Linked DNA regions of Homo sapiens: region 2 is linked to region 1. A link is a contact called in ENCODE Hi-C or POLR2A ChIA-PET data. All regions are on one chromosome and are shown on one strand. The core of a region is the stretch at or near the end of the contact, and the rest is flanking DNA. Distances in the headings are between cores, read along the strand shown. Region 1 has its middle 130 kb from the start of LINC01482. Region 2 holds the start of ARSG (arylsulfatase G).

Region 1 (7,406 bases), core at 3,583-6,082:
ATTTTCTGTGAGGTTGTAGCTTAGAGAGGGTAGAAGCTATAGCCTGCAAGATGATCCCCAATGGACTCTGCCTAGTATTTACATCCTGTGTTGTCTTCTCTGCACCACACAGAACATGGCAGAAGCAATGGCACATCACTTCCAGGATTAAGTTATAAAAGTCATTGTGACTTCTGTCATGGTCAGACTCTCTATCTTGAATTATTCGCTCTGTGGGAAGTCATCTGCTAAGTCACAAGCTGACCTATAGAGAGTCCCATGTAGCAAGGATGAAAGCCTCCTGAAAACAGTCATGGGTGTGAATTTAGAAGCAGATTCTTCAGCCCCCCAGTGAAGCCTCCAGATGACTGCAGCACTGGCTGACAGCTTGACACAGCCTCATGAGAAACCCTGGGCCCAAACCATCCAACTAAGCAGTTCCCGAATTACTGACACCCAGAAAATATGAGATAGTATATATTGGTTGTTTTAAATGGCTAAGTGTTGGGATCATTTGCTACACAGAAATAGATAATTAATGCAGGAAGTTACTTATTTTTAAGATAACTATTTTGTCTTTTATAGTAACATTTAACCTGCATCACTTCTACCAGCATCACTCAAATTAAAATTCTGTCCTTAATTTCTTTCAAAGGAGTTAATTAAAAAAATTATTCAGTTTATTCTTCCCTTCCTCTCTGTATTAGTCCGTTTTCACACTGCTGATAAAGACCTACCTGAGACTGGGAAATTTACAAAAGAAAGAGGGTTAATGCACTCACACAATTCTATGTGGTCGGGGAGGCCTCACAGTCATGGTGGAAAGTGAAAGGCACATCTCAAATGGCAGCAGACAAGAGAAGAGAGCTTGTGCAGGGAAACTCCCATTTTAAAAACCATCAGATCTTGTGAGACTTATTCACTATCACGAGAACAGCATGGGAAAGACCTGCCCCCATGATTCGATTCCTCCCACTGTGTCCCTCCCACAACACGTGGGAATTCAAGATGAGATTTGCTTGGGGATACAGACAAACCGTATCACTCTCCCTCCTTTTTCTTTCCCTCTTTCTCCCTTCTCCTCTCCCTTCTCCACCTCTTCCTTTTATATTTCAATTTCACATTTTAATGTATCTTCTATGATAGCAGTGGAGTTTGATAACAGAAGACAGATGAACTTTTGCATGAGTGATTTCCAGTTCTGGCTGCTGTATGATATTGAATAGGTACTAAATCTCCCAAAGTCTCAGTTTTCTCATCTGTAAACCTGCAATAGGAAAACCTACATTAACAGGTTAGAGTTAAGTAAAATTAAATAGACAGATGAACTTTCACATGAGTGATTTCTAGTTCTGGCTGCTGTGTGATATTGAATAGGTATTAAACCTCTCAAAGTCTCAGTTTTCTCATCTGTAAAATTGGAATAGGAAAACCTACATTAACAGGTTAGAGTTAAGTAAAATTAAATATGCAAAGGTCTAAGCACAGGGTCTGGCAAATAACATGCATTCCATAGATAGTATAATAAAATAACCATGAAGACTACAATAAGGGCAGTTGATCCTCTATCTTGAAGATGCCTGAGAGTCCATGTGGCCCAACGAAAGGCTTTTCAAATAGACTGTTGTGAGAATGATGGAAGCAAAGCATACTCAGTCCTCATGGTCATCTTTCCAGAGTGAGAGTGAGCAGCTCTTGACAAACTGACCGGTGGAGATGAAGCCGTGTTAACCGGCAGATGCAGGGTGAGTGGGGAGGGCTACAAGCTGAACTCTACAGGCAGCATTTGCCATCACTCATGCTTGAACTCCCAGAATCCTCAGCCTGCGAGGCCCAATTCAGTTTAGTAAACCTTTATGTGCTTGGCCTACAAAGGTGAATGGGCATCAAGCCTTGTGGCAAGGAGAAGATCATCATAACCCTTTGTGCTATATTCACAGGGTGCATGGAGCTCTGTCTCTGGGCTGAGGGCTCAGAGAAAAGTGCCCCTTGCTAAAGCTAGGCTGCATGGGGTGGTGGTCAGGGAGGGCTTCCTTGAGGAAGCAGGCCTGAACCAAGTCTTAAGAGATGAATTTATTTCTTTCTCTCTTAGCAGGACGGAACTCAAATCATTCAAGTTAGTTGGATTCTGTCTTCTTAAAATCTTCACTAAGGAGCCTCTTTTATTTACTTTGGATCCTGAGCTTTAGGAAGGAAGAAACATTTGAGTAGGATTGTTTCTAGATGTAGATGTTACTGGTCCTGTAAGTGGCTTGGCTTTGTTTTGTTTCATTTTCTGGGATTTGGGGAGAGTCGGTTGATTATAAAGAAAATATATTTGATCAATAGAAATCACATTTCTAACAGAAAAGAGGCCGATTCTATCAGGTCTCCTTGCCCTTTTGGGCTTAACTCTTATAATTATTTAAAGAAAACTAAGATTATTATCCTGATAAAAAAAGTTTGCAAGGGCCACAAACTGAAGACCAGTCTTATCGATGGTCCCCAAGCTCACAAAGAAGCCAGAGGAAATTACTCAGCGTGGGATGACCACCGTTGCCCAGTAGTTTTATTCCTTCTAAGTCAATGTTTTTCTGAGATGATCCAGAGTTTGAAAACTAACATACAGTTATATTCAACAACAAATTCCTGGCCATGTAGGGTCATTGTTATAAGGTCTCTGACCCCTAAAACACTTCAAACAAAGTCCATACCTCTTTCTAGCTCCTATGGGTATGAAAGACCACCAGGAGTAGTGTGAGAAACGTTAGTGGGTACAAAGCTACCCACTCTCTTGGACAAATAAAAGGGATGAAGGGTGTGTTCCTCTGTGAGAATGAGGGCTTTTATCATTGTGGAGAAAAGTCATTGCCTGGAGTTGGCTTTCATTTGGGGCTAGATTAAAAAAAGAAAAGCTCAGTGTCACTGATCATTAGAGTAATGCAAATCAAAACCACAATGAGATACCCCTTCACACCAGTCAGAATGGCAATTATTAAAAAGTCAAGAAACAACAGATGCTGGTGAGGTTGCAGAGAAATAGGAGCGCGTTTACACTGTTGGTGGGAATGTAAATTAGTTCAACCATTGTGAAACAGTGTGGCGATTCCTCGAAGATCTAGAACGAGAAATACCATTTGACCCAGCAATCCCATTACTGGGTATATACTCAAAAAATATAAATCGTTCTATTACAAAGATGCATGCATGCATATGTTTATTGTAGCACTATTCACAATAGCAAAGACATGGAATCAACCCAAGTGCTCATCAATGATAGACTGGATAAAGAAAATGTGGTATGTATACACCATGGAATACTATGCAGCCATGAAAAGGAACAAGATCATGTCCTTTGCAGGGACATGGATGGAGCTGGAAGTCATTATCCTCAGCAAACTAATGTAGGAACAGAAAACCAAACACCACATGTTCTCACTCATAAGTGGGAGCTGAACAATGAGAACAGATGGACACAGGGAGCAGAACAACACACACTGGGGCCTGTCAGGGAGTGGGATGTGGGGAGGGAGAGCATTAGGAAAAATAGCTCATGCATGCTGGGCTTAATACCCAGATGATGTGTTGACAGGTGCAGCAAACCACCATGGCACTTGTTTACCTATGTAACAAACCTGCACATCCTGCACATATACCCTAGAATTTAAAATGAAAATTAAAAAAAAGTAAAAAATGTAGTGGATTTTTAGGAATATCCCAGTAATCAAGTCACCTTTCAAGAATTAAGGGAATGAAAATGGCTGGAGGACATTTCCAAAGGATTAGGAGTGGGAGTCACCTGTTGATGCCAAGGCTGGAACAGCTGGAGGGGCCTCAAGGGGACCTTGGGAGATGCCTGTGTGCTTAGGAAGGGAAGGGCCTATCCAAAGTCCAAGAGAGTGCTATTTAACCCACGTAAGCTGATCTCTGCTCCTTAATTTCAGGATTAGAAAACTGCTATGGGATTTGGCTTTTGTCAACCATTGGGATGCTTTGGGAAGCCACAGAAATCCAACTATCTCTAAGACTAATTCTGTGAACTCTGAAATTCCTCTGCATAGTAAGGTGGACTATTGGAGGGGAGGGGTGGTCACTGTCTACACACCTAACTTTATGTTATAAAAAAATTCTAATTTTATTCAGCATTTCCAAAAGGGTGCTACAGGGAATGTTACTGATGTTAAATTAAAGAGTACAGTGCAAAAAAAATGATCTCTGTTCAAGTAAATTAAGAAATTATGTGATTAAATAGAATTACATTTTTTATTTTGGATAGGATTTCTCAGGGCTTTCCACCTGCTATTCTGAATTATGTATCTTTAAGAGGGAGACTGTGTGTATATTGTAAAAGTCAGATTCTAATGTAAAAGATTCTAATTTCGGGTCATGGCAGTAACACTGCACCATTGGCACATGGTTTAAAACTGCAGGAACACAGACATTGATCTGTGTGCTTATGTAAATGTGTACACTCTAAAAAATAAACAAGCAAATACTATATGTATACGGTGAAGGTCAGCAGTGGCGGGGAAAAGGGAAGACTTTCGTGGGAGAGATTTAGGGAGGTTAGCACCTTTAACTGAAGGTAAGAGTCCTTCATTCTAATTCTGAATCACTGCGTTACGTTCAGCATATCTGGTCCTGTTTCCCCACATGCAAAGCAGAAATTTAAAAAGTAAAGACATCTCAAACTTATCTTGCAAAACAATACAGGGATTAAACAAGCCTGTACCATTAAACTGTTTTGCACTCTGTGGTCAAGGACATGGCCTAATGGCAGGTTATGGTCCTGGCCACCAGCAGGATTAACCAAGGGGTTTGCAGAGCAGGCACAGGCAGTGTCTGTCTCTCCAGGACCGCGGGTAGGGCAGCTGACATCCTGGGGTCAGGGTGAGTCATGCCCTGTGTGCATGAACATGCAGGCATGCGTGCAGCACCCTCGGGCTCCAGGGGCTTAAATTTCCAAAAGACAACCCTGAAAACTTGAAAAGTAAGAAAATCTAGAACAATGAGTAGGTGGCCTAGCTTTTGTGGCAGGCAGAAACAAGACAAAATGGCGAGTTAACCATATTCCTATTATGTGGGGGATTTTGTAGGACTGTCCGAGTGACTATTTGCTTAGAGTAGGTTAAATCCTACCAAAGAAATGGGGCTCCCAAGAAAGCATTCATTCCCAAAGTGAATTTTCCTGTTGATAGTGTTGGATATGTTTGCAGTATTCACGGTCCAAATTTTATGCTTTCTCTTTCCCATTGCTGAGTCACTGGGCTGTCTTGAAATCTGAGGGGAAAAGTCTGTGAGGCGTGGCCGGCAACTAGGAAGCCTGGCTCTTTCTAGTAGAGCATGAACGCCACCTTGAGTTGTGTGTGAGCACTGCCGAGCCCTACTTGACATGATCAGCAGTTCCGAGGGATGGAGCAAATGGGACTGGTTCCCTTTTGCAACAAAAAGCAGCACTATCAGGCCTGGGTTGTGTCTTGACACCCGGAATTATTTTTTAGCAAAATGTAATAAATCAATCAGAGTTCCCCAGAGAAACAGAACCAAGAGCATATGCGTGCATAAGATGGAGAAATTTATTTTAAGGAATTGGCTGGTGCAAATGTAGGGGCTGGAAAGTTGGAAATTTGTAGGACAAGCCGCAGGCTGCAAACTCAGGCAGGAGTTGATGTTGCCATCTTGAGGCAAAATTTCTTCCCTGGGAAGTCTCAGTTTTTTTCTCTTTAGGCCTCCAATTGATTGAATGAGGTCGACAAATTTTATCTAGGATAGTCTCCTTTACTTTAAGTCAGCTGATTTTGGATGTTAATCATATCTGCAAAATACGTTCACCGCAACATCTAGACCAGTGTTTGGTTAAATAACTGGTACTAGCCCAAGTCGACACATAAACCATCACTCTTGGCCGGGCGTGGTGGCTCAGGCCTGTAATCCCAGCACTTTGGGAGGCCGAGGCAGGCGGATCACGAGGTCAGGAGATTGAGACCACCTGGTAACACGGTGAAACCCCCGTCTCTACTAAAAATGCAAAAAATTAGCTGGGTGTGGTGGCGGGCTCCTGTAGTCCCAGCTACTCGGGAGGCTGAGGCAGGAGAATGGCGTGAACCCGGGAGGCGGAGCTTGCAGTGAGCCGAGATTGTGCCACGGCACTCCAGCCTGGGCGACAGAGCGAGACTCCGTCTCAAAAACAAACAAACAAACAAACAAACAAACAAACAAAACCTAACCATAACTGATAGCAACATTAGCATAGGTGAAAAATATATTTTTGAACATTAACAGATATAAATAATTTTTCATTTGATTCATTAATATGGATTCAACAACACTTCAGGTTGGACCAGGTGCATTACCATTTCTAGTTATATTCCTTGTAACATTGGGTTAGATTCTGATGTGTTGCTACCAGCCTACCATATGCATTGTATGACTTCCCCCAGTACCATCATAACGAAGACATGTAGAATACGTTTCATAGTAAATAGGGTGTTTTCCCAGGGTTGCTGTTGTTGCTATTGCAGGATATTCGCCTGCAAGTGTTTGCAATTCTCTAATCAGAACTCTTTGCCATGCAAGGTAAGGCAAAGTTTAAAAGGCTGGTCAGAGCTCCTTCCCAGGAGTGACACCCTTTGTCCTTTGACATTGGTATTTTTCTGTCCAGTACTTCTGGCAGAAGTTAGAAGCAGGAATGGGTAGTCCGGATAGCTCTCCTATTTGAATCTGTTTTTTAAAAAAAAGACTCCACAAGACTCCACACTATTTTGATATTTTGATGAATTTTCTGGGGTTTCACCTCGTGTAATTTTTTTTTTTTTTTTTTGAGACACGATCTTGCTCTGTTGTTCAGGCTGGAGTGCAATGGCATGATTACAGCTCACTGTAACCTCAAACACCTGGGTAGCTCCTGGGTTCAAGGGATCCTCCTACCATGGTTTCCTAAAGCACTGGGATTACAGGCATGAGCCACGAGGCCCACAGGCCCAGTCCTTCATGTGACTTTTGAAGGAGGCATCTGTGGTCTTCAAACACCAAGAATCTCTCCTTTATAGACACTCAGAAAGCACGGAAGAGGAGGATAAGAAATGGCCAAGTCTCTTGGTGTTTGCTCTTGCTGGAAAGAAAAAGGGGGAAATTGGATTTCTCTGGGATTCTCTGTTCAAATGGCAAAGGAGGAAAAAATCCCAGAGAGTCTGCTAAGGAAGGAAGTAGAAGCTACGTCATCTCTATAGACAGCAGAGAGGACATATTTATTGGTGTGTATCTCTAGTTTCTGCAACTCATCCAGCCAGATATTTCAATATTTCCCTAACTCCAACTGTTCACTGTCCATTTCCATTGCTATTGAATGTGCTAGGTATATTTTCCTAATATAAACACAAAATTTAAAAAATTATCCTATGTACCATGTGACATAGTCTTGCATATTATAGTGGTTCACATCATAACTC
Region 2 (7,406 bases), core at 3,587-6,086, 470 kb before region 1:
CATGCCCGGTTGATTTTTGTATTTTTAGTAGAGATGAGGTTTCAGTATGTTAGCTAGGCTGGTCTCGAACTCCTGACCTCAAGTGATCTGCCCGCCTTGGCCTCCCAAAGTGTGGGATTACAGGTGTGAGAAACAGCTGATACTTTTGAATTTAGTACTGAATTCTATTAATCAACTGATGGCTTAAGCGAAGCCTGGTGGCCCAAGGAAACTGAGCTCGGAGAAAGTGTAAATGCTAGATGGTTCTTGCAAACATGGGTGTAAAGTAGCTAGCTGGTCATTGCTTAGATCTATTCTATGACAGCTGTTTAGAAGATGGTGGACTTTTTGTTTTTGTTTTTGGAGATGGAGTTTCGCTCTTGTTGCCTAGGCTGGAGTGCCATGGCACAATCTCAGCTCACTGCAACCTCCACCTCCCGGGTTCAAGTGATTCTCCTGCCTTAGCCTCCCAAGAAGCTGGGATTACAGGCATGCGCCACCATGCCCGGCTAATTTTGTTTTAGTAGAGATGGAGTTTCACCATGTTGGTCAGGCTGGTCTTGAACTCCTAACCTCAGGTGATCTGCCTGCTTTGGCCTCCCAAAGTGATAGTATTAAACGTTAGATAGTATCTAAACGATAGTGCTGGGATTACACGCGTGAGCCAGCATGCCCAGCCTTCTTCTTCTTCTTTTTTTTTTTAATAGAGACAGGGTCTCCCTATGTTGCCTAGGCTGGTCTGGAACTCCCGGACTCAAGCGATCCTCCCACCTCGGCCTCCCAAAGTGATAGTATTAAACGTGTGAGCCACCTCACCTAGCCAGATGGTGGACTATTCATTTCTATTTCCTTTCTGAGCCACTGCTGGGAAGTTAATTCCTTAGTTTTTTTAAAAAACTCTGCTTTATGTCTGAGCTATTCTACTCTAGCTAGAGCCACATATAACTTTCACCTGCATTCTTGGGTTTTTGGACAGAAGCTTTCTTTTCTTTTTATAACTGAGATCTCCATCAAGGAAAGATGACACCCTGAACCCCGTCCTACCCCCAAGGTTTATGCCTTTATCATCCTAAAGCATCCTATGTCCTATTAAATTTAGCTTTGAAGATAAGACCACAATATAAAGTAATAACAGGATAACCTGGTTTCTGAACCTTCCTGGGTGATAATGCCTGTATTTAAGTAAAGTCATGCACAGGTCTTTCCTTAAAAAACCGAGTCATAAGGGGAGAAAGTGCTTGGTTGCAGAATAAAACCCTTCCTGGACTCTTCTCCCTTTTTTCTTTTCTCTTCTCTTCTTCTCTTCTCTCTCTCTTTCTCTCTCTCTCTCTCTCCCCCTCCCTCCCTCCTTTCTTTTTTTTTTTTTTTTGGGGGTTGGGGATGGAGTCTCAGTCTGTCTCCCAGGCTGGAGCACAGTGGTGCGATCTCAGCCCACTGCAAGCTCTGCCTCCCGGGTTCAAGCGACTCTCCTGCCTCAGCCTCCTGAGTAGTTGGGATTAAAGGCGCATGCCACCACGCCCGGCTGATTTTTTTTTTGTATTTTTAGTAGAGACAGGGTTTCACCATGTTGGTCAGACTGGTCTCAAACTCCTGACCTTGTGATCCGCCCGCCTCAGCCTCCCAAAGTGCTGGGATTACAGGCGTGAGCCACTGTGCCCGGCCTTCTCCTTTTCTTTTTTTCCATTCCTTCAGCAGAAGGCCAAACCTTCTGTCTCTGCAAACAAAGCAACTGAGGCCTGAATTTTGAACTCATTTATGCAGAAGCCTCTGTAAGTTCCAGAATATAAAAGTTTATCTGTCCACTTTGGTCTGTGGCCATGTGAATTTATCTGACGGGTAGGGATATTTTTCAGCTGTGTAGGGATCTAACTGGTGAGGCGAGCTGAGTCATCCTGCCCATCAACCCCTGCTTTACGGATGATGGAATTTAGGCAAATCACTTCACTTCCCCATTTTCAATGTCAATGTAAAATCAAGGTAAATGTAAAAAAGGGAGTTGAACTAGACTCTGATGAGCTTAGATCTCTTCCTGCCCTAATAGTCTATACTTCTATGACAGCCTTTGACCGTCACTTGCTTTAATCCTTCTAAGCCCTTTGAAGGCAAGGCCGAAGAGTTGGTCTTCTTAAAGCTCTTAGGCCATATTTGTTAATTTCTGTGTACCATTAACTGGCTGCACAGTTATGGAAACCACAGAATCCTGAACTTCTAGAACTTCTATCATCTGTAAAGCATGGGTTGTCAGGGGAGTCTCTCAAGCCTTTTCCAACTTACAAAACTCGACAATTCTGAATGGGGGTTCCCGGCAGCCATCTTCCCTTCACCCTAGTGTTCTTCTGGAGGAAGTACAATGACACAATCCACGGGCAGTTTGGAGGATTTCCTAGTAGCATGTGGTTAAGTGTCCCCTTAAATAAATGAGTATTGGCCGGGTGCGGTAGCTCATGCCTATAATCCCAGCAATTAGGGAGGCCGAAGCAGGCAGATTACTTGAGCCCAGGAGTTTGAGACCAACCCGGGCAACATAGTGAGGCTGTGTCTCTACAAAAAAATTAAAAAATGAGGTGGGAGGATCGCTTGAGCCCGGGAGGTCGAGGCTGCAATGAGCAGAGATGACGCTACTGCACTCCCATGATGGGAGTGAGACCCTGCCTCTAAACAAATAAATAAGTAGGTATCTTGCCAAAGGCTTGGAAATCCGCTATCCTTGGGAGTTTCACTGTGATTTAATTTGTCGAGAGAAGATTTGGCCCGAGGGCATGAAAAAAATTGTATTATTGTAGACCATCAGAGTGTTATTCCAGGGTCAGCTAAGAGCAAGTTTCAAAACGCAGGCTCTGGATGGAAATGGGGTGGCTACTGTTGTAGGCAGACCTCGAGCAAAAGCACTGCGGATTTCTCTTCTTCTTAAAGGCGTAGCCCGGAGAACAGCTTTGACAAGTTGTTTCTGGCCCAAGTTGTCAAAACCAGTCTGTATTTGGCTAAAGTTCATCTGCATTCTCTATTTAAAAAAAATTTCCAAACCTAACCTGGATAGCTGCCTCACGATGTTGAATCACTGGCTACAACCGAGTCACCATTTTACAAGACTATGGTGTTGAAACCTGAGCCCCTAATTTAAGTGTCCTCCTCAGGAGTTCCACTGAGGAAAGTCCTTTTTCGGAAACCACAGAAGGAAAACTCAGGGTTAGTGGTACTCATTACACTGGAAGGAGCTTTTCCACTTGGCTGCATTGTTTATTTACACACTGTAAGTTCCTATTTTGGACACTCTTCCCTTAATTATGAGAAGAGGGGTTTCTATTATATCATCTGGCCGGATGTATTGTTGACCCCAAAAATGCCACATAACGGTGCTTGGGACATGGGGAGATGCATGGTTTAGAGATTTCAGCATAAGCACTTGGCATCTTTTTTACAAGCAAGACACCTATCTTACCATGATTTGCAAAAACAATCAGATCACTGAGAAATCTCATTCCCGGGGTAGAAACCATCTCCTGCGAGAAGGAGCTGGCACGGAGTGTCTAACCGTGCAAACAAAACCGGCTTCCAGGTTGACAAGTTGTAATTGCTCTTCCCCAGTTGGCTCCGGGGAGCTTTTTCTAAGACTGACGCCCCCCATGTTTGGTGACATTTTATATACGCCACCTAACAAACTTCTATGACCTGTCTTGCTAGGGTGGGGGGAATAAAAAGAAAAGACGACAACAACCTAGAAGGAAATAACCCATTTCCTCTGCAAAACCATCTTCCCTTGCTACGGAACTGCTTGGCGACACCAGCGCTTTCCTGCGGTTGGCAGCCCGGGAACCTTGAAGTTGCGCGGGACCGGCCGTCAGCCGCTGACAGTTCTGACAGTCCAGGTGGAGGACCCGCGCTCTGCCGGGAAATCCCCGGCTTCCCGCTGGGGACAAACGGTGGCCGCCGCAGGGAGTGCTGTGTTTGGGGGTCGGGGGAGGCAGGGAGCCCCACTTTCCCTCGCGCTGCCTCAGTGCCCGGCCTGCGTGCGCGCGCCAGCCTGGGGTAGGAAGGTACCTCTGACATTTCGCTCCTGCGACGCGCAGGCAACTTCATGCGGAAAATCCGCGGAGGGGCTGAGCCTGGAGCCCCCGACTCTTCCGACGTCCCGGAGCCCCCAACCCGGGGCAGGGGGCACTCAAAGGCCAGGCGTGCCTTTAGGTATCTTCCGGGACCCAACTGTACCAGGGTCACGGACATTCAACTCTCAGCTACCCACACCGGCGCGAGCGCGTCATCCCGGTGGCCCTGGGCATTCCTAACTGTCAGAGCGAATATTTTTGGGAATAACCTCTCCAAAATGTGAAGATGTTCAGTGGTCTCCTCCGCCTCCCATCACAAAAAAAGGCCCCAACACATATTTTTTAAAAAACAACCCACATCCCACAATCAAACTTTTAAACATGTAAAATAATAAACCAACTCACCAAGTTAGAAGGGAAGAGAATAAACCCCCAAAGGCTCCCAATAAGGCGGAGGCTTGGCCTCCCCCTCCTTATAAGCCGCTCGGTAACATGAGAAAAGGATTAACCCCTTAGGGGGCGGGCCCGACTCTAGCGCAAGTTGGCTCGGGCTGGTGAGGCCCGAGCGCCCGGGCCCTCCACCCACTCCCGCGACTCGGGCACCCGAGCCACACCCTCCCCCCGCCCCCCACCCCGGCCGCCTGCGACCCGGGCCGTGCGTGCTGCCGCCCGCGCCCCGGCCCCGCGTCGCTGCCTAGCTCTTATCCTATACCGGCTGCAGCCGGTCTCCGCCGGCCTCGGGGGCGCGCCGCCGCCGACCATGTGCTGCGAGCGCTGAGCGCAGCCAAGGAGGGGGCCTGCCTGGCGCGCGCGCGCCGTCCCACGTGGACCTGAGCCGCGCCGGTCGCGCGCCCGCCAGCCTGCCGCCTGGGCTGGGGGTCACGAAAGGTAACCGCGTCGCGGTCCGGGGCCGGGCCGCCCCCGCCAGCGCCGCCGGGGTCCTTGGCACAACGCCCCGATCTCCCAACCCGGGTGCGCCTCTGCGCGCGTGACCCGCCCAGACCCCGGAGCTTTGCTGCAACGCTAGTAGGAGCGCGAGCGTGCAGGGTGTTGGGGGTGCCTGCATCCTGTCTCGGAGCACCTCGGCCAGGCGCGAGCGCGCGGGTCCCCGTCCCCACCCCCGGGCGCCTTCCCGGCGCGCCCACCGCCCAGTCCCGCCCGCGCCCTGAGGATTTAGGGATTTAGCGGCGAGGGGGAACACGCGCGCGCCGGGGCTGATCCCGCGCGGCGCTCGCGGCTGCGGCGGCTTCGCGCCCGCCCCGGGCAGAACAGGTTCCTTCCAGTTTGGGTGTGAGCTGCGCGCGCGGCGCCTGAGTTCCTCCTGCAGCGCCCACTTCCCCCAGTTTCGTCAACTCGCGCACCCCCACAGTTCCCCTTCCGGCAGTGGGGAGGGAGTGTCGCAGTGGGCCCCAGGGAGCGAGCGGCCGGGCCGCTGCGGGTGCCTTGCTTCCCCCACTTTGCTGCACCGGCAGCAGCGGCAGCAACAGCATCCGCGTTGCGCGAAAGGAATGTGAGCAGCCGGGCTGAGTCAGCATCCCCGGCCCGGGGCGCGCGCGCACCCTCCAGGCAGTGGCGGCGTCGGCACAGGTGCATGGCTCCCATACCCGCGGGGAGCCCTCTGTAAGGGACCTGGAGGTTTAGACAGTCCGTGCCCCTCATCCCGTAGTCCCCGACCCCAAGGTCACCGTGAACTAAGCGGATGATGCACGCGAAATCTCAGGAGCTCCTCATGGGGACAAAGCATGTGTCAGATCCTAGACATTTCAGAGCCTGCGGGGGCGCAAACTTAGCTTCTTGGTCTCTACCTCACATCCCGAGGGCAAATTTGGAAACTGCTCGGAAGCAAAGGCCATGTTATTTGCATTCGTATGCAGACTTTGGCGCCGGCTGCTGCCTTCATTGGGGTTCGGAGAATGTGGTTCTGATGTCAGAAACTCAAGAGAGCCTAGTTTGGGAGTGCATGCACGGAGGGTCGCCACCGGGAGGAGTCGGCGATCTGAATTTTAATAAAAATCCTTCCTTGCTCGCTGAGTTCTCTCACCATTTTGGGATAGGCTCTCCTGAGTTAAATGCCATCCTTTGCCGTTGACAAGTTCTGGTTGTGTAAGTGGGGAGAAGATTCGTTGGTACAGGGTGCCTTGTATGGCCAGTAGTGTACAGCCAAGGGGCCGCTGAGCAGCTTTGCAACCTTGTAGGCGTAATTTAACCTCGTAGAGCGTTAATTTCTCCAGATCTGTAAAATGGGGATGGAGGTGGTATTCCCAGAATTGGAGGGTTTAATTTATGGTACTTGTAAAGTGCGGATCGCAGTGACTGGCATTTGGTAAGGCCTCAGTACCCATTAGCTCTTGCTGCTGTTACGATTTATGCTTTACCAAGGCCAATTAATTGCTGACTCCAACACACTCCCTGTGAGAGAGAGCCCTTTTTTGAGTTGTTCTTCAAAGGATCCATATATAATGATATTTAGAAACTGATTTGAACACTTCATGCTAATGCAGGGCTGCCTGTAAGATAATCTTTGATATTTAGGATCTTACACTTTAATACTTAGGACCTGTTACTGTACTCTATATGGAAATATCATGTGCAATATGACAGCATATTCTGTATGTCTTAGGAACCTAAAGGTGCAGCCAGCCATTTATACCTGAGTGACTCGAAGCAAGTCACATAAAATCTCTGTACTTCAGTCTCTTGATTTAAAAAATGACTCAAATTATACCTAAATCCTCAGGAGTGAATGAATGATTGGAAAAATCACATCTGAATGTTTGAGCAAGTGAAACCTGGCTTTTGGGGAGCATGATTCTAATAATAATAATAATAATAATAATAGATTTTTGTTACTAATGTGTTACTATTCTTATATTTTATTAATATTAATCTTTTTTAAATGTTTGCTTTGTCCTCAACACTGCATTAAGTGCCATACATGTAATGCAATGTTAACCGCATCAGTAACCTTCTGTAGTTGACACTCATTATTCCCATTTTACAGATGAGGAAAGTGGAGGCACTGAGCACTGGAGGGATTGACCTAAGGTTACACCATGTTTATAGATACACACTAGCACTTTTTACCACTAGAGCTCATCCAAAGATGACATTTGCCATCTGTGTTTGAATAATGGAGAGGTAGCTGGAAACCCAACCTACGCACAGCCTTGCTAGTCACAAAAAAGTCACGCAACATGACTTTTGCCCACCCTAGTTAGAGGCTGGCTTCACCTTGTTCCCTCAATCCTAGTGAGACCAAGCGTGAAAACCCCTGCTTTTTTAACTTCTCCAGAGAAAGCACTGCATTGCCATGCTAATCAACGCCCCCTTGCCCCCAAACAAAACTAACTCTGTTTAGTTCTAAATAAGAACAAAAGAACCTTT

Evidence for each region. A loop is a pair of places that touch in the nucleus more often than their neighbours do. ChIA-PET counts read pairs that join two places held with the same protein, here RNA polymerase II (POLR2A). Pooled maps may share reads with other maps.
Region 2: a loop to region 1 is called in a pooled map, with 5 times the contacts of the local background. The contact joins the promoter of ARSG here to the enhancer-like site in region 1. A Hi-C loop is called at or near these places in 2 of 37 single-sample maps with no recorded cell type and 5 of 50 pooled maps. POLR2A ChIA-PET finds 5 or more read pairs at or near these places in 2 of 52 experiments (WTC11 and activated CD8-positive, alpha-beta memory T cell).

What each region holds. Positions count from the first base shown.
Region 1 is chr17:68,754,744-68,762,149 of GRCh38, forward strand. No RefSeq gene overlaps it. Among named protein-coding and RNA genes, the nearest start is that of LINC01482, 130 kb to the left of the region's middle. Within about 2 kb of position 4,833, at least 34 of the 41 ENCODE cell types and tissues checked have a DNase peak (open chromatin) inside an H3K27ac peak, as active enhancers do.
Region 2 is chr17:68,286,659-68,294,064 of GRCh38, forward strand. It overlaps ARSG (arylsulfatase G), which reads left to right and starts at 4,837. Exons shown (of 12, transcript NM_001267727.2): 1 at 4,837-4,910. SLC16A6 (solute carrier family 16 member 6) reads right to left here and starts at 4,469. Exons shown (of 6, transcript NM_004694.5): 1 at 4,428-4,469. RefSeq lists silencers at 4,605-5,294, 4,661-4,835 and an enhancer at 5,695-5,924.